Regions from separate parts of the Homo sapiens genome. Here region 2 is linked to region 1. Evidence: chromatin loops called from intact Hi-C (ENCODE). Cell type or tissue: prostate gland. All regions are shown on one strand. Links, peaks and the distances in the headings refer to the core of each region. The heading gives the core; the rest is flanking DNA.

Region 1 (9,843 bases), core at 894-8,893:
TCTGCCTTATATATGTTAGGGGCTGGGGGACATGAAAGATAGTGTCCCACATACACTCTTCCACTTGCTGGAGGGATCCTGGAGCTATTTGGGTCAGTTGTACCATAAGCTTTAGGGTTCCCAGGTATTGCTTTCAACATGTATTTATTAAGGATTTGTTTTGTACCAAGCACCAAGGAATATAAAGGCAGATGGCATTTCTAGCCTTCAGTGGCCTGAGACTCTGGTCCTGTCCTCTGAAAGTCCGTGTTTCCCACAATGCACTGTTTCTGGCCTCAGAATGACCACTGTCAGCTTCATTTAAAAAAGGAAAATGGATCAATGTGTGCCTTCATTTCTGAAGATGGCTTTCCTGTGCTTCATGAGCAAGATCTGATGGGGGGCGGAGCGGGGGATGCAGTGCCTCCATCTCTGCTTCCTCACCCAGCCTCCTGTGCTAGCAGCAAGCATCCTCTGGGGGCTGTGGACCCAAGATGGTCCATTTGTGGGTAAGGTCATGGGGACACCCTTGTGCTAAGACAAAGCCACATCTGTGGCCATAGAATACAGCCAGTAGTGGCCCAGGGGGAGAACAAATCTCTGACCCACTAGGGCCAGCCACCACAACCAGACTTACCAAAGGATCTTACCTGAACACACATCTCTCAGTCTACTGCCATGTGTTCTGGGGATGGATACCTCGTTTCCCAGTTTGTCATTAAAATGTTCATTTCTGGGAGAGCCAGGACTTTCACCATAAAGAGTCCAGCATTGGATTTCAGTAACCCCAGTGAATTTATAATAATGCTGACAGCTGCCCGCTGCTGACCTCAGCTTCATTCATTTTCCAAGGGCTTTCAGACCAAACCTGTTGAGGATAAAATACATCAGCTCTAATCAATAATTTTGTAATAGAAATACTGTGCACTTGATAAATCAACTCTAGTGCAATTAGTGACTAGCCTTGAAGCCCAGACCTAAGTATAAGTTAATCCTAAAGTGAATGGAGTGGGGGAATGTTAATGGTCTTTCAAATCAGTGGAATTATTTTCAGTGGTTGACACATCTCTGCCTGCCCCCTGAGCTGGTTGGTCGTTGCTCTTGTGTGGGCTCAGGAGCTCAGGCCCAGCTGTCTGGAGCAGGGGTGGAAAGTGTGGTGGTGTCCTTCATAGCTCCATAAGGGCGCGCAGAGCACAACAGAGAGGGGTCTAGAGACCCGCTCCTTGCACCCTGGGCTGGGTGGGGGCACTGCAGGGTCTAGGAGGCCCCTAAAGCTGATCAACCTGCAGGTTGGTGAGAACCATCCAAGGAGCATGTGCCCGGGTGTATCATTCATGGTTGCTTGTGTTTTGCAGAGGTTTTTTTTTTATTTGGTTGGTTGGTTGGTTGGTTGGTTTGTTGTTGTTGTTTTGAGACAGACTCTCACATGTTGCCCAGGCTGGAATGAAGTGCAGTCTTGAACTCCTGAGCTCAAGTGAACCTCTTTCCTCAGCCTCCCAAGTAGTTGGAAATGTAGGTTCATACTACCATGCCCGGCTTTGGTTTTTTTGTGTGTTTTTTGTTTTTTCTTTTTTTGTTTGTTTGTTTTTGGTAGAGACAGGGTCTCACTATATTGCTCAAGCTGGTCTCAAACTCCTGGCCTGAAATGATCCTCCTACCTTGACCTCCCAAAACACTGGAATTACAGGTGTGAGCCACTGTGCCTGGCCTCTGCAGAGTTTTGACTTTCAGATATACACCGTGATGTATATTACCATAGCCACCCTGGGAGACGGTCAGGAAGGCAGAAGTTTGTGGCCTGGTTTACAAGCATGTTTTTGTTTTGTTTTTGTGAGAAAGCTGGGCTACAGAATGGCCATGTGACTTATTTAAAATCACACACCTGGTTACCGGAGAGCAAGGCTTTGGTTAAAGGTGAAGAACCCTGGACTTGAACCCAGGTCTCTGGCCTCCTTAAGTAGCCCTCTGGAGAAGCCGTGTTTTTTATGAGGGACACACCTGCCCCCCAGGACACCGGGCACAAGCAGGAATAAAGACCATGTAGGAAAAATAATAAAATAAAATAAAAGCCCATGTAGGGACAGCCCAAGTAGCCTCAGCTTCTAGCTCTATATAGGCCAAGCGCTCAGTCTCTGGCCTAAAACCTCATAGTCTGATCTTTCAGATGTAGATTTCAGAACTGGACCTACGGGACATCTGCCATGGAGTTGAATGTGGCAGATATTTATTAAGTATATAACAATAGTAATTATTGTTATATGTGGTAGGTACTGTCCTAAGCCTGATTCAAGGGTGCTTTTGACTGTATCAGAAACCTCCCAACTCTGATTAAACACTATAGGTTAATGTTACAGGGAATTAAATATTATGGGGGATTTATTGGCTGACATCCTGGAAGCTCCATAGAAGAGTGGGCTTCGTGCCTGGCTTGTTCAGGGATCCTTTTTCTGCAATTCTCTTAGCTTCGCCCTCCTTCTCATTTCAATACTGTCTTTATATTGGTTTTCCTCATGGTGGCAAAATGATTGCAGCAGTTTCTGGCATCATACCGTCCTGTCCAGAAGAGGGGAGTCAGATGGTCTGGAATGCTAGGAAGAGTCCAGAGCTTTGTGCTGCTTGGCTAAGGCTGGGGTTACAAAACCAGTCACTGAGGGTGGGATCCACCCCCTCTAAACCGAATGGCTCTTTACACGGTGGTGTAAGGATGGGTTCCCAAAGGAAAACCTGCATGCTGATAAGAGGGGAAAAGGAAGAATGATGCCAGAGAGACAACCAGTGGATGCCCACCACAGCCCTGGAAGTTCCTGGAAGTTCATGGATAAATACTAAGCAGTCTCCACGCCATTGAAGATCTCCCAACCTAGTGTGGAAACTAATGGGTAATTACAATAGGATGCCATAAGCCCGGTAACATAAGCCTATCCAATGAACAGAAGTAGCACAGAGGAGGAAGTGATCAGCTTTGTCTGGGAAGTCAGGGAATGTTTCACAGGGGAGTGAATATTTCCACTTTTAAAGGACAAATAGGAGCTCCCCAGGGGGCCGGGGAACATCATGGGCAAAGCCACCAGACCTCGGGACAATGGAGTGAGGTGGAGGCCCTGCTTTATTCTGGCTGGAGAATAAAATGCAACAGGGGAGTAACTGTAGGTAAAGCCAGAGAGCTGGGCAGAATCAGAGCAGGGGACCCTTGGTACTACGCTAAGGAGACTGGATTTACATGGGCAGGGCCTGTGAGATCATGGGAGGCCTGAAACTAGGAACTGACATCAGATTTGTATGTTAGACAAGCTTTGACAACATTGTCCAGGATGGATTCAAGACGCAGGACTGAGGTGGGAGGACAAGTTACAGATAATTCGTGTACATTGTAAACACTCCATAGATGTTAGTATATAGCTGCTCAAGAAGCAGTAGGCCTTTTGCTCTTATCCATAAGACGATTAACTCTGGACTCAACATCATGCTAGGGGCTGGGGTGGGCTGCAGAATAAGTCCATGGCATGGTCCTTGCCTTTAGCCGACTTCCAGTCCTCTGGGGAGGACAAAAGTACACAACCGATGTGAGAGCTAGCCTTTAATAAGGATAGATTCCTACAAGGTCAGAGAGTACCCAGAAGGCAGGAAGCTTAGTGGAGGAGGCAAGACATGACACAGGGCCTGGAGAATTTGGAGTGGGAAGCTGTCTGCTAGGCAGGGAATATGGGCTTGAAGAGATAGAGACAGTCAAGGTTCTGGGAGATCTTGAAAGCCATGTTGATATAGTCACAGGAGAGGGAGGTTCGTATTCTTCATGCAAGTGGCGCTCAGTAAGGACAGAACCATCTAAAGAAGATAAGCCTGGCTGTAGCTCCACAAAGAACAGCCTGACCCCTAATCCTGGGGTCTGGGGCTGGGGCTGGGCTCGTGACCTGGAGCAAGGGGTGTGGAGTGAGAGGCATTGAGAAAGCAGACACAGGAGGGCATTCCATGGCAAATCTCTGCCTTAGTTCCCTTAACTTTCCTTTGCTTCTGCCAACAAGTTGTTATTTATTCCCTGCTTGGGGCTATTGTTTCCCATTCCTTTGCCCTTGAGGTGGCCACTGTCCCCTTTCTTTCTGCCACTCCATTTCCCTCTGTCCTTGTCTTTGCCCTCTCTGTCAAAATTTGGCTCAAAGTGCCAGAAAGCCATACCTGATTCACCCTACCTGGGGCACCCCCTCCTTTGCCCATGTCCTCAGTCCTCTTCCTCATGGGTGAGCTCTCCTGAATGAAAGGTGAGATTATGGGTCCTTGGAAGATATTTTGCATGTGTCTGCGGGTGGCACCTGCTTTCCCCAACAATACAAACCATCAGGCCTCCCGGCGGCAAAGTCAGCCTAGTCCTCATTCTTCATATGGATAAGTAATTACTATGCAATTAGAAAACACAGAAAATGAAGGGGCCCTTTGTTCCTGGTTGCTTATTAATATTAATTTTTTTAAAAAGGTCTCCCTTCCCAGCTTGGGATCCTACAGAACAGGAAGCAGACAAATAATGCCTTTGAACAGCTGTGATGGGCTGTTGAAATTAGATCTGTCAGGGGATGAGAACACCACGATGGCAGCCACTCCGTGGTATAGGCTAAGAGGGTTCCAGGGGAAGGTATCTTGTAAGTGGTCAATAGAATGCTAGAGACACATCCTAGTCAATTTGAATACAATAATGATAATAGATGTTAATAATAATAGCTCACATGTATTATGAGTGAGCCAAGTACCATGTCAAGCCCACCTGCCTTATCCCATTAAATTCTCATAACCCTATGAAGTGAGCACTGTCATTCTCATTCCCATTTTAAAGATTTAAAAACTGTAGTTTGGAAAGGATAGTAGCTTATCTGAAGTGGCAGAGACAGGATTTGAGCCTAAGCCTGTCGTCATTCTGTCCTCTAAGCCACTGTCAGCGGACGCTCCATCGTACCAGCCCTGGGATGGCTGAGCCAGGCTCTGCAACCTTAAAACAGACACTCAAGAAAAAACCACAGCTGCTCTTAACTAAATTCTCCATTATCCTTGGGGGAGGAGATAACCCCAAATCATTTACGAGTGGCCTCAGGAGGCGGTATAAGTATTTTTTGCACCTGCTCCTGCTGTTGCAGACACTGCCTGGCTTTGGCTGACAGGTTTCTGGTCCCTGAATGCACTCAGACCAATGTCAGACAAAGGAGGCCGGGAGGAGGCGTGGTCGTGTAAGAGGAAGCCAGCCTGAAGAGAATTATTGGAAGGGAACCTTTAGCTGAAACAAGGCTGAGGGAAGTTAGCCAATGCCCAGAAGAAACTAGGCGATGGAGCACGGGCGGGCTTCTCTGGGAAGACAGACGTCCTCTGTAGGGATGAGTCAACATTTTTTCCTGTGGGCTGCGAGGACCGCTTCTGGAAGGTCGCTGGGAAGCCCCGCCCGGCCTTAGGGCTGGGAGGGGATTGGCTGCCCAGTTGCTGGGGCTTTGCTCTGAGCCAGTGGCGGGGTGGAGGGGCGGGGCCAAGGCGGGAGCAGCGGGCTTCTTGGCCAATCATCCTGCAGGGAGGCTGGGCACCCGGTACCATGGCAACCGCGAGCAGGGCCTCATTTGTTTTGTAGATGAGTAATTACTACACAATTAGAGAAAGCTAAAAATAAAGGGGCCCTTTGTTCCTGGTTACTTATTAATATTAATAAAATGGTCTGCCCAGGTCTGTGGTAAACATTTGATGCCTGCGTGCCTGTGGCAGAGGCTTGTGTAGCCGGGAAAGGCACCCCAGCCCCGCTCGCCCCTCTTTCGGGAAGTTATTTCTGACTATATCCTGGAGAGGGTGGGCTTCTGACCTTGGGGAGAAGAGGAGAGGCTCAGTGTGACAGACATAGGATCCAGGATGTCCTGGAGTCCGGGTCCGTCACTGACTCAGGTGGAAAGGTGGCGGCAGCGTCACCATCCTTCAGAGAAAAGACAGACACACAGCAGCAAAGCAGACACTATGGACCGGTGTCAGAGGAAACCCCTAGTCCAGTTTTGCTGTGTCCTTCTGTGTTTTCTGGCTTTTGATTGATCAGCTCCAGGTGTGTAAAATAGTCGTTAAGTCTTCAATGGAGGTAGCCCCCAAGACTCCAGTGACTCCCCTCCCATCTGGCTTAAAGGGCACATTCCGTTCAGGCTTGGAAATGATCTGCTGGAGGTTTACACTGTGTTCAGGGTTGTCCCCGTGGCTCCCCATGCCCTGGCCTTCGAAGTTAAAGCAGCTGAGAGGCTTGCTTTCTATTCCTTCTCCCTCCTAGGGGGAGAGGTTGCCTTGTTGATTACTCCAGTGAGGATGATTAACAGCTTAAAAAAAAAAATAGAGGCAGCATAAGAGCATAGAAGGCAGAGTAGGGAATCAGAAGACTTGGTTCCAGGCCTGCTTCCACCTCTACTAAACGAGGAATTCAGACTAAAGGGTCCTTGGGAGCCATTTCAGCTCTACAGCTCTGTTTTGCTGCTGTTTCCAAAGCTGGAAATCCCTTTTCCTTGGAGATAGGAACAGGGACAGTGACAGTGCCTTAAGATCTGAGAGAACAGGCCGGGCACGGTGACTCACGCCTGTAATCCCAGCACTTTGGGAGGCCGAGGCGGCTGATCACTTGAGGCCAGGAGTTTGAGACCAGCCTGGCCAACATGGTGAAACCCCATCTCTACTAAAAATACAAAAATCAGCCAGGTGTGGCGGTGTGTGCCTGTAGTCTCAGCTACTGGGGAGACTGAGGCAGGAGAATTACTTGAACCCGGGAGGCCCAGGTTGCAGTGAGCTGAGAGTGCGCCACTGCACTCCAGCCTGGGTGACATAGCAAGACTCCCTCTCAAAAAAGGGGAAAAAAAAAGAAAAAAGATCTGAGAGAAGTGAGTGGAGAGAAAGCCAAGAGGTTCCAGGTGATAGGAAACTTCGTGGGAATTTGAAAACAGCCATGAATTGTTTAATGCATGAAGGCAATGGGAGGGACAGAAGCGGTTCCAGAACTGTGTATCATTTTACACATCTGTCCTCAGACTTCCATCCTTGGGTGTGGTTGATTAAATCTCTTAGGGTTTGATTCTGTGTGGATGGTATTCATGAATAATAGTGGACCTGTTAATAGCTGCTGTCAATGAGCAAATCAACCCAGAGATTGTGGCCAGTTCAGTGGCTCTTGAACTTTGCTGCTGTTCCTAATAGGAACTTTGATCCTGTTAGGATCACCTGGGGAGTTTTTAAACTGTGCAGTGGCCAGGCTGCATCACAGACCCATCAAACCAGAATCTAGCAGGGTGAGCCTCAGGCAGGCCCAGTGTGTAACACGGGGCTCAAGTATCATCATGTTCTTGCTGGATGTAAAGCTCCATAACATCTTTGTGGCTGTCACTGGTACCCCAGCCTCCTCTAACTGGGAGGTGGGGAGGTGGGGCTGGGATCTCTAGCCTGCTGCTGTGGAGCCCACGGCTCTCCAGCCTCCATTAGTCTTCCCAGCAGGGTCAGGAAGGCCACCCTCCAGGGTGGACCAAGGGGTTTTTGTCCTCATAGAGGGACCCTCCTGTCTCTCTCGAGGACAGGCCAGTCCTGGCTGAGATTAAGGGCATGTACCAGTAGAACTAGCAGCCTGCAGCAACTGTAAACAGAGAAGCAGCCGCCCTCCTTGACTGACCAATGGGAGCCTTTTGGTAAGGTCGGAGTTTGTTTGTTATTAAAGACCTAATTAGAAACATGAGAGGGAGCTGAATGGCTCTGTGCTTGGCTAATTAGTGACATGTATGCGCCTGCTTTGAACTTCAAGGACACAGAACTATTAGTGCTTACATCAAAAATGGATTAAACTCCTGTGCTTTTATAATTATTAAAAAGGAGCTACTCAAGTGGAAAGTCTTTTGTGTGGGTCCTCAAGGGGCTGCCCCTGGGATAACTTCCCCACCCCACCCTGCCCCCTGCCTGCTAGAGCCCCAGCAGTGAGTTTTCTATTAGATATGATTGGGCAGTAAATACCGTTCAGCCCTAGGGTGTGCCAGCTCCCAAAAGGACTTGGCTCTCAGCAGAATGGAGTGGTCTTTTAGGACTGAGATCAGCTCTCTGGGTGGCCCCCTGGGTCCAGGCACTTTCCTGGGGTGGGGGAGGGGAGTTCTAGCGAGGGCCCAGGGTTAACCAGGGCTTACTTTCCCTCTGGCAGTGCCCTCTCTGCTTCCACGCTGACCCCACCAGTACTGCAAGTCTGCTTATTCTTTGGGCTGTGGCGTAGTGGAGGGTGGCCTAGTCCTCAGGAGAGAGGCAGTCCTGTATCTCTTGGGGCAGTCAGATCCTGACCTCAGGGAACCCCCACCGTGATGGAAGAGATGTTTCCACTGCCAGGGAGCTCCCAATTTGGAAAGGCAACAGGGTCCAAGCCCTTAGGAGCTTCTACTCCAAGGCTGGAGAATCTATTCTGTGTCCTTGAATTTGCAGTTTCTCTGGGGCAAAGAAAGATCCAAGTAAACAGAGGAAACCTTGTCAAAGTGTGATTCCAGAAGGGACAACTGAGCAGCATGATTTAAAAAGCATGTGCCTTCAAGTTAGAGCCAGATTTGGTCCTGTCTGAGACACTGTGTGGCATTGGACACATTTCCTAGCTGTTCAAACCCTTGGTCTTCTTATCTGTAACAGGGGTTACACAGCTGCTCTTACAAGATGTTCGGAGCATGAAAAAAGATCGTGTGAAACACCTACCAACATGCCTGGCAACACAGTAGGGGCTCATAAGTATGAGTTCCCTTTCCAGCCTCACACCTGCAGAAGCTACAGCTTCTAGAACTTTGTGCTTCTTGCCTCATTGGTTTTCACCTCCAGGCCCTGTTTTGTCCCTACCAGTATCAGGCCTAACAGGGGCAGAGTGATATCTAATTCTTACATAGCTTTTCATCATGATTGAGAAGACTACATTAGGCTGCCTCGTAAGTCTGTGGTCCCAGCCTTGGATTTCACAGTGTTTTCTTTTAGCAGCAGTCTGTCATGCAGAAACTGGGCCTGCAGTGAGTGCAATCACTTATAAGACACAAGCAAGGATCTGAGCCTCCTGGCAGGTAGCAGGCAGGGAGGTAGCTTTCAGGTTGGGAATTGGTGCCTGAGCACACCACAGAGCAGCAACATGAGAGGGTGGCTGGCGACATGTGGGGAAAAGCCAAACTGACTTCTTTTTTGAAAAAAAGAGACGAGTGTGCTTCAAAGACAGAGGCAGTCAATGGATCAAAGCAAAGCAAGGGACATTTTCAGGACTGAACTAGGAGAAACTTGGAGCCACCAAACTGTAAGAGACAGTAGGGAGTTGTCTCCGGGCAGCAAGCTCCCTGTCTATTTCCTGTGGAGTCTCAGACCTGGGAGGGCTGGATGAGGAAGCAAAGGCTCTGGTATCACCCAACAGGGGCCACCTCTCTGCCTTTTCTCTGCTGAGTGGTGATGGTGGCATCTCGCCTCCCCAGGGCTGCGTGCCCAGCTGCTGGGTGGTTCAATGCAGCATGGCATGGGTGCTGCAGGTTCCGGGGAGCCTCCTTGTCTGTTATTCCTTGCAAATTCTAACCTGTGTGGGCCTGGAGTCTGAAGCCAATTAATTTAAGGAAGAGGCAGCAGGATGTTAGTGTTAAAACACCGCCTGCTTCAGCCAAACCATAAACATTTGTCTCCCGGGTTGGTTTTCCCTCCTCTTCTGAAGCGCTTTAGAGACTCAGGGTAAGGTGTTGTTGAAGCATCCGTTCACGGTGGAGAGGGATCAGGAACACCATCCTGCGTTTGAGACTCGAAGCCTGGTCTGGTGAAGCCTGGCAGATAGTTCACACAAGCAGGACAAGCCCCGTGCCAATGCCAGGCAGGAGTGATATCCAGTCACCGCACAGGGCCCCA
Region 2 (9,843 bases), core at 794-8,793, 260 kb before region 1:
GAGGCTGCGTCCTGCATCTTTGAGTAATTGTGGACATCGCGTGGGAGCCCAGGTCTGGGACAGTCTCCTCCTGACAGGTTTGGGTCTTCCCTGCTGAAGGGCTGACATGGGAGAGAGCTGCTGAGGCGTCCTGAGAAGACACAGTGCCCGTGCTAAGCTCCATCACTTGTTTCCTCCCACGATGGGTGTCGTGCTTGCCATGGGTACAAAGGCACAGCCACCCACTGGCCAGGCTGAAGGTTCTGTGCTGTTGGTTTGCCCAGGGTGATAGGCAGCTATGACCCTGTCCCCAGGTGTGTCTGTTTGTGAACTACTGTCTGGGATGAGGGCCATGACCTTTATTCAGCCTCAAAATGGAGATGTTCTTGTCTCTGGTATTAATTTCTGCCTGGATAGGAGACCGTGCAACAAAGAGAAGCCAGCCTCCTCCAGCCCAGCCTTGCATTCTGAGTGGCTCTGAGCTGCCCTTCCAGGTTGGTTTTGAAAAGGCCTCCCCCATGGCCCTTTCTGGTATTGTCAGCTGGGGATGGATTCATTCTGGCTGGGTCTAAAGAATAGCCAAGTGTGTTGATGACTGTGTACGTTATAGCACTTCTCTCTTCCAGACTGATGTAAAGCAGTAAGGGGGATTTGTCCATCACCCAGCCCCACCCTGCCTAGGGAGAGGGATTGGAAATAATTAAATGAGACAGGTCCGGCTTGCATAATGGAAAGCTCTGGAGGGTGAGCCCTCTTTGCTATCTTTCTGCTTTTAAAACAAGTCCAGGGGTAGTGTTTGCAAACATGAAGTGGGATTTCTTTTTCGAGCCATAACCTGCCTTGGAATCTCATGGGCCTATTTGTGTCAGAAAAGTCGGTGCTGCCCAGATGGGCTTTTAGAGTATTCCAGACAGGCTTCTACTTGCCAACACATAGCACATCTCTGCACGTCCCCAACCCTTGGTTTCTTTCTGTCTCTCTCTCTCTCTTTCTTCCTTTCTGTATTTCTGTTTCTCTCTCTGTTGTTTTTCATTAACACTTATCATTGTGACCCAGTATGCCTCCAGTAAGACACACTGCAAGCTTTGGCCATGCCCACAGTGGCCACCATTGCTGCCCTTAGAACAGTTGTCCTTTTGTCTGAGAAGCAGTCACAAACCATCTTCCCTGGCATGGCACTCGCTGGGTCTGAAGCTGCCCAGTTAATTTTGCAGTAATGTTTGTGGACTCTGGCAGGATGTGCAGACTTATCAAGTGTTTTATTAAAAGACCAAAGAGGCTTTTGAATGTATCAAAGCCATAATGCTCTTCAATGCTCATATTTTAGTAGCTTTTTTTTCATACATAGGTTCTGTGCATTATTTGTGTCTGTCTGCAGAATGGCTTATTTCTCATTTGGCTGGTGGCTTGTGTTACTGTGTGTGTCCCCTTGGGCAGGACTCACCACCTCTCAGGATTCTGGCATAACTTATTTGAATCCAGAATGATCAAAGTCAGGGAGACTCTGCTGCTGGGCCTTGGGAGCACTACAATGATTAAATCCAGTGGTTGTGAAAGGAGGTAACAGGTAAATTGACAGACTGCCTCTCCCCTTCGGTACTTTATACTCTGGTTGAAGGAAACAGAATGAATGTGCACACACACACACACACACACACACACACACTTGCATGAAGTATATTCACACACATGTGTACACCCCCTGTGCACACACATTTCTAACTGTATGAAATTGTTTTTGACTCTCTTTAACCAACTGCAATTTAATGAGGTGTATGCGAGTGCAAAGTGTGGGATACTAGGCCAGGCCATTTACTCACATTATCTCATTTAATTTTTCTCTGGGGGGCTGGTAGTGGTATTCTCCATGTTGTAGACTGTTAAGTGGGGTCTTGATGGGATTGTCTCTTGGACTCAAGGTCACAGCTCTCCAGGAGGTAGAGCTGGGTGTGGACTCCCCCTCCAGGCTTGTCTGATAACAGCATCTGAACTCTGCACCCTGTGCCAACTGCTGATCAGTCCCCAAGATGGACTGACGATGGGCAAGATGCAAAGGACAGGAAGATATTGTGCCCTTCAGTGTGCCCCGGAGTGCTGGGGACCTGGACATTCATCACCTCATTTTACCTGTGCAGCAGATATTGGTATCCTCCAGTCTATTTGGCGAAGGTAGACAGTCAGGGCCAGGGAGGCTGAGTGTCAGCAGAGGTCACCCAGGTAAGACAGTGTAAGAGCCAGAATTCATACCCTACTTCCTTTTCCTCCAAGTCTAGAACTTTCCTTTCACAGCTTCCATGCAAGGTGTACCACTCTCTTTTTAGGTCTCCTTGCCGTCATTCCTCTCTCCTCTCCCTCATCCCATCCTGCCCGAGGTGGCAGCTTCTCCAACTGTTTATTTCAGGTGGCAATCAAGATGGGTAAGACTGCTATCAAGGGGCTGAGCTAAGGGAGTTTAAATATGTCATTACTGTAAGTGGAGTGGGTACAGAGTGACACACCGGGAGCTTTAAATAACTTAAATTGGAGGCTTGTAAACCCTTTTGTGTTTTTCTTCCACCTTCCTCCCAGAAAACACACCCCCTCTCCCCAAGGTTAGAGATGTTGTTACTTGTTTATATTTAAGATCAGGTCACGAAGCGTGGCCACTGGCATAAGGACTCTGCCAACTGAGGTTAACAGCTAACAGGTTGGCAGAATCCACACGTCACCATGAGCTACCCAGGGGTGAAGATGGCATTCCCACCCCTGGGTAGCTGTTCCGGGGTTGTCTGTCCTTGGAGAAGGGTAAGGCAGCAGATACTCCAGGGCTTCATGCTGGGCCTAACAGTGGACTGACCTCCCTGGGACAGCCTGATGGGTTGTTCCTTTGCTGGCCTCGGCTTCTCTTCTCAGGGAAGGGGTTGGAAAACTTAAAAAGGGCCAGATATTAAATATTTGCAGCTTTGCAATCCATGTAGTCCTTGTTGCAGCTACTCACTTCTGCTCTTGTAGGATGAAAGCAGCCATCACCAGCAGGTAAACAGATGCATGTAGTTGTGTGCCAATAAAACTTTATTTACAAAAACAGGTGATGAACCAGATTTGGTCTGTGGACCATAGTTTGCTGACCCCTGGACTGAATTATTCCTGAGGTTAGTTTTAAGCTTGAAAAGTCAGTAATGTAGAAAGTATTCAAACATTAATAGGATGGATAGATTATAATCTAAGGTATCTATAGGCTATAACCAAAATAATACGTTGTCAGTAGTAATAAGCATGGTATATAATCAGCAGTCTAAACCATGTTAGAGTTTATTTTGGGACTTCATGACGCAGGGACAGTGAAGGGATTCTTTATTTGGAAAAAGCCACTATTTATAAACTGGAACTTCATCCTATGAGTAAGAGCCAGAAAAACTGTTATAGTATTTCCATCTCCCTATTTCACCAGCTAGATGTAATTAATGACACTCGGAATTTTTGAGGTCCAGGTTTTACTATGAAGATCCTTTTACTGTGCGCTGTTTCTGAATTGGAGTTACTGGTGCTAAGCTTTCTAATGCATTTTACAATGTGCTTCTCAAGGGTGTCAAGTGAGATGGTTGGCAGATCTATTATGTAGGTGGTGAGGCTGATGTTGAGAAAGGTGAGGAAGTTCTCCAAGATCACTCAGCCCATGCTGAGGAGAGCCTGGATAGTCACTTGTTTGTGCACAACCTACCCTTCGCCTCTTTTTACTTTTATAAAGCCCCACCTCCCACTTTACCACCAAGCAGCATCTTTCTCAGAAGGAGCAGGTTTTGTTCATTTGTCAAAAACGTTGATATACAGTAATTTGTTTTACTGCCCTGGGTTTCTTAGTGGACGTTATCTGTGTTCCTGATTCCATACACACAGGAATGATGTATATAGGCCATTCCAAAAAATGGCAGGTAAATGATGCTCCAGATATGCCCGTGTAGACCCTGGCGACGAGGCGGCCTGTTCTGCACTGTTCTCCCGGCAGAGCCACCCGGAAGAGCCCAGCCTGGTAATTAAAATGCACTGGATCAAAGAAACTCCACACACACGGGCTTCCTCCTTCTCCCCTTCAGGCCCCTCCTTCAAGTACCGGTTTCTTAAATTCTCACTTATAGGATTTTGGAGATCAAAAAGAGGCCTTTAAACTTAATGAATTCTCCGCTTCGTCCCGGATGGAGCCGTTCCGCACCTTTCAGCTGTTCCCGGGAATGATAGGGCAGCTCAGTGCCGAGCTCGCTAGGTAATTCTCGCTTTCTAGAACTCCTGTGAAAGCAAAGCAGCCCGCATTTGGAGGCTTCCAATTATACTTCACATGGTGAACTGTGTAATTAGTTTGGAAGACTTATGCTTAGTCATTGGTTTATCCTAATCGGCTTTGGCTTTCCCCAACAACAAAGTGAGCTTATTTTGCTAAGCTGAAACGACTCTGCACCCTTTGTTCCTGCCTTTTATTGTCTCATTCCTTTCATTCTGTGTTACTGCCAAAGTTCTGTTTCATTAGGCCTACAAGTCATTTCCAATTCAGTGGGCTGCTACAATCCGGCCTTTATCACGGGCTGCTCTGGTTCCCATGTCCCTTCTGGGCCAGTGCCTGAGTTTGTGGTTTGACATGAGGGCTTTAACCCCTTCCTGTGCCAGCCCCTCACTGTGGTGGCCGGGAAGAAAAGGCCTTCCAGGAACCGGCGTGGAAAGTTACAGCTCTTGAGGTCTCGTCAAAGTGGGAGATCGCTGTGGAAACCAGGTGAAAGGGTCCTTGGAGCCCTTTGTGTCGGATTGGGGTTGTGTGGGGGCCCATAAAAGTTAACTTGAGCTCTGGAGAATGGTGTGTGAAAGCTTTTTAGGGGAAGAAAAAAAGAAAACAAGAGTGAATTGTTTTTTTTAATGTAATGAGACCTTCCCGTTTATCCGGCCAGCGTGGGCGATTGTGGGTGAGTGAGGCCCGAGGAAGCGCTGGGTGCCTGCGATCTCCCAGCTCCGGGGTTTTCTGTGCAGGTGCGAAGCTGCATTCATGGCCCCCACTCAGACACCCCTTTTGATACTGTATGTGTGAGGAGAGTCATACCTGGAATAAAAGTCTCATAAAGCCCTTTGAAATTTAAAAGGCATGAGATCTGTGAGAAGATAAATAAGCCTGAGAGTGGACTGTGATCCTCAGGTAGTGTTTTCTTGCTTTAAATGTGTGTCGTAGATAAACAGAGCTCTGTGCAGTGTGGTTCTCTCAGAGGAGGCTTGGAAAACAAAAGTCTTGTGTGTCCTTTGTGGACATCTGAGCTCCCGTGAGGCTTTGTCCTCTGAAGTGGTTCATGTAGGTGGGTTGCCCGGGGAGTGGTCAGCCTCCCGGGCCTCACCCTGTCCTCTGCTCCACCTTTTTCTGGAGAGCCTGGGTGTTGCCCTTCAGACCTTCTTCAACGACAATTGTAGGCTGGACCAGGAAGGACCATGCGCACGCTCTTCCCTGGCTGAAGGCTACTTTTGTGTTTAAATTTTCTTCCTCTAATAGCCCAGAACAAAGCCAACACTGTCCCCATGTTTTATTAATCTTCTGCCTGGTTTGTGTCAGCATCTCCCTCTGGAAGTGTGTCATAAGGGGAGGGGACTTTATTTGCCCCCTGACCCCTGGCCAAGCTGCTCAGTGGGAAACAGCACAGCGAGTAGACAGGAGAATCCTGCTTCCTCTGCCTCCTCCACCTTCTAGGCCAGGTGGCAGAGGCAAACAAACCTTACCCATGAGTAATATGATCCTGGGGCTTTGCAGGTAAACCCTCCTGCTAAACAACTTTGTGTTTTCCTGGTGAACTTTTCCTCCATAGACTGATTTCGGCTGAAGCCAGTAAGGTTGTCGAGTTCTAAAGATTGAGCACCCTAACGTTACTTCTCTTAAATTTTCGTATTTTTGCTTCAAAAAGGAGATTCTGAAATACTGGGTTTCTAGGAAAACTTCCCATTTCCCTCTTAGTATATAAAATATAGCCAGCTGTTGTTAGGCAAAGGCATCAGACATTATTATTGCTCGTTAACAGTGTTTTAAAATATACAAATAGAAAACTAGGATGCCTTCTGGGTAGCAAGCTGGGAAAACTTTGAGATTGTGCTAATCAAATGCCATGTGCATTTGCATAGTAGGTAGAGGAACAAGGCCGAATAGAAGAACAAGGCTCAAACTTCAGCTTTGCTGTTTGACCGCATTTCCTGGTATGATTTAGCTGTATTTACTTTTTCTGCTGCGGCAAGGAGAGGAGAGCCAGCGGTAGGGGAGCCCTTGGGCACAAAGGAGTTAATGAGCCCTGGGTGGGTAGGGGCGGGGGGGCGGTATGAAGTACTTCCACCAGCTCACCTTCCCAGAGTCCTCCTGGGCCCTCTGAAGACGTCACTTAACAATGGAGTTGTTAGTAGGAGAAAATAAAGCCTTTTTCTCCCTAGATGTAGTTCAGTGGGAACTGAAAGTGTACCAGAAATCATGGTTCAAGCTTGTGCCAGTGGGTGCAAGGGGTGGTTCTTATGGAGGAGAAAGCGCAGTTCATTTAGACTTGGCATTGAAATCGAACTCTGTTGTTCGGTGGAGTGAACATTGATATGGAGATTCCCACCCGCCCCCCACCTCCGTAGGATACCCCCTTACACAGGTCCTGTATGCTTTTCTTTTTCTTCCATTTTCTTTCTTTATTTTCTTCTTTTGTCCTCTTAGAAATAGTCTCTCTGTAGACCGGCCAGATTTGTCAAGTTACCACCCTCTAAATTTTTACAGCTCCGTATATTCAGACTTGGTATTTGTGAATTAGCTAAAAGTGGGCTGCCAATCTGTACTTTATTTACATTCGAAGCCATATTAGTGAGAGCCCCAGAAAAAAATGTTAATATGCAGGAAGAGGCAAAAGGGTTGAGTTTCTGACTGTTGCTAACCTCACCACTGCCTTTAAAACCAATCATGAGGCACACGGCTGATATTTAATAGCTTTTAGCTGATTATTTTTCTTCTCCTCCTCTTTCTTTTCTATCCAAGTTGACCTGGGTGTACTTGAGTGGAAATGAAGTCATCCAAATGCTGAATTAGAATAATCACAGGCCTCTAAGAATGAAATGGAAGCAGAGATTAAATGGCGGAGGGAAAGCCGGCATTAATAAGGACCAGGAAAACTTTGCATAAAATAAATAGGAGATGGAATAGATTGAATTTGTATATGCTGCTTCCATTTCTTCCTCCATTTTGTGTTGTCTTCCTAAGTCGAGTTACTGGCAAAGTGGGATTTGATTTGCCACAAGGACTCATACCTTCTGCAGCCTAGGTGATGGGCCTTTCTTCTTTGTGGGACGTTTGTGTGACCATTGATGTTTCCAGGAAGGAAGAATCTGATGGAGGGGCTGTTACCATGAAATGTTGATGATTACTTGGTACAAGTAGTGCGTGGGAGACAGATGAAAGAGTGTGGGGCACAGGCACAGTGGCTCACGCCTGTAATCCCAGCACTTTGGGGGGCCAAGGCGGGCGAATCATGAGGTCAGGAGTTCGAGACCAGCCTGGCCAACATGGTGAAACCCTGTCTCTACTAAAAATACAAAAAATTAACTGAGCGTGGTGGTGGGCACCTGTAATCCCAGCTACTCGGGAGGTTGAGGCAGGAGAATCTCTTGAACCCAGGAGGTGGAGGTTGCAGTGAGCCGAGATCGTGCCACTGCACTCTAGCCCGGGTGACAGTGTGAGACTCTGTCTCCAAAAAAAAAAAAAAAAATGGGGAGTATGGGAGCCAGTGCACCACAGGCCAACTTAATATTATGATGATTCCTCCTCGTAGGGAGAAGACCTGGGCAGGATGCAGGTAGGGTGACTGGTTGTCTGGGTTTGCCTGTGACTAAGGGGGTTTCTAGGAACTTGGGCCTTGCAAACTAGAATGAATTGGTCACCTTCAAGCGGAGTCTGGAGAAGTCAAGACACTTGGCCTGACACTCTAAAAGGGTCAGCATCTTCCTTGACCACCTCCAAGGAGATTTAAATACTCCTTCCTGCGTGCTCCAGAACACTAACTTCATACCTGTTTACATTCTGCCTTCTTCATTTAATCCAGCTGCTGGGTAAACAGCCAGCATGGGGCCTTGCGTGAGCACAGGCCGGCAAGTGTTAGATGAGCAAGTGGCTGCTGAAGGCAGGTCAGACAGACCCACAGTCTGTCTGTCTGTGCACCCCTCTGGGCTTCTATTTGGCGATTATTTCTGTGTCTCTTGAAAAAAAAAATTCTGCCCCAATGTAGCGAAAAGTGAGCTTCTTGTAGTTAAAGAGCAAAATAAGGATTTAATTAAATTAAAAAAAAAAGAAAAGAAAACCCAGCAGAGTGGTTTGTTTACAGGAAGTCGTTTTTAGGTGGTCTGTTATAGAAGATGTAATTTGTGAAAGTAGATTAGTTGTAAATTAGAGATTTTGGGTTGTCGAGGTCGCTAACCATCTTTTATAATTGGCGGCAGAGGTAAATATTTTCAGATTTGCTTATAGAGTGTTAGTATTGACAAAACAATTTAAGGTGTTTTTCACTTAAGGAAAAATAAGTGAGAGTATGGAATGATCAGAGACGGGCTTCCTGATCTTATTCCCAGCTTTCTTATGGAATGACAAGGGTATGGAAAGCAACAGGGAGATGAAATGCTGGAGTAGTTTGCAAGGGAGCTTGCAGATTCTCTGATAGGGAAACAGTTTTATTTATTTGTTTATTTATTTTATTTTACTTATTTATTTAGAGACAGGGTCTCACTATGGTTTCCCAGGCTGGAGTGCAGCAGCACGATTTCAGCTCACTGCAGCCTCAGTCTCTGGGGCTCAGGTGATTCCCCAACCTCAGCCTCCCAAGTAGCTAGGACTACAGGCATGCACCACCATGCCTGGCTAATTTTTTTGTATTTTTAGTAGAGACAGGGTTTCACCGTGTTGCCGAGGCTGGTCTCAAACTCCTGGACTCAAGTGATCTGCCTGCCTCAGCCTCCCAAAGTGTTGGGATTACAGGCGTGAGCCACCACACTCAGCCGATTTTTATTCTTTAATAAGAGCAACCCATTTCTTTTATCAACAGACTTGTTTTCTTAGCAAAAAGGGAGGACGTATTGATGTCACTGCTTTCCATTCAACTAAGTTGGTATTTGTGTTCAGATTTAGGGATTCCTGTTTGCCCGAACCGTTCATGTATCTTTTACCTTGTAATTGTCCCAACAGCCCTGTGAGGTAGGATAATTATCCCTATTTTAAAATTAGGTAAGGAAGACTAGGAGAGCATAAATGACTATGTAAGACCCCTTAGCCCAACAGCAGTGGGGCCCAAGGTTCAAATCTAGACTTCCTGGGTGAGGACTCTGGGTTTGTTGTTAAACTTAAGCTGTTTATCCTGAGGTGATCTTCTTTGGGGTGGCCCTGACCAGTTGTTTGTAGTGCCATAGAGTTACTATGGTATGGCCAGGCGCAGTGGTTCACACCTGTAATCCCAGCACTTTGGGAGGCTGAGGCGGGTGGATCATGAGGTTAGGAGTTTGAGACCAGCCTGGCCAACATGGTGAAACCCTGTCTCTACTAAAAATACAAAAATTAGCAGGGTGTGGTGGCGGGCGCTTGTAATCCCAGCTACTCAGAAGGCTGAGGCAGGAGAATTGCTTGAACCTGGGAGGCAGAGGTTGCAGTGAGCCAAGATCACACCATTGCACTCCAGCCTGGGCGACAAACCAAGACTCCGTCTGGGGGCGGGGCCGGGGGAAGAATTACTATGGTACCTCTTTGAGGAAAGTCACTCTGACCTTCCTCTCTGTCACCCAGGCTAGAGTATAGTGGCGCGACCTCAGCTCACTGCAACCTCTGCCTCCCAAGTTCAAGCAATTCTCCTGCCTCAGCTTCCT

Evidence for each region. A loop is a pair of places that touch in the nucleus more often than their neighbours do. Peaks named below come from ENCODE experiments on the same cell type or tissue, not always from the same donor. Only the 100,000 strongest peaks of a DNase experiment are listed, where the experiment ranks them.
Region 2: it touches region 1 in a loop (2.3-fold over the local background); 3 of 110 quality-filtered maps call a loop at or near these places.

Annotation. Positions count from the first base shown.
Region 1 is chr17:57,657,708-57,667,550 of GRCh38, forward strand. The region is part of intron 11 of MSI2 (musashi RNA binding protein 2); the gene reads left to right. Among named protein-coding and RNA genes, the nearest start is that of MSI2-AS1, 54 kb to the left of the region's middle. RefSeq lists a silencer at 5,255-5,547 and an enhancer at 6,726-7,332. In prostate gland, for the core only: a CTCF peak has its summit at 5,256; a DNase peak (open chromatin) is centred at 5,324; H3K4me3 peaks cover 484 bases; H3K27ac peaks cover 2,456 bases.
Region 2 is chr17:57,402,320-57,412,162 of GRCh38, forward strand. All of the region lies in intron 6 of MSI2 (musashi RNA binding protein 2), which reads left to right. Among named protein-coding and RNA genes, the nearest start is that of MSI2, 150 kb to the left of the region's middle. RefSeq lists an enhancer at 8,393-8,894. In prostate gland, for the core only: no CTCF peak of the experiment used is centred there; DNase peaks (open chromatin) are centred at 862, 4,392, 5,242, 5,692 and 4 weaker places; H3K27ac peaks cover 5,613 bases.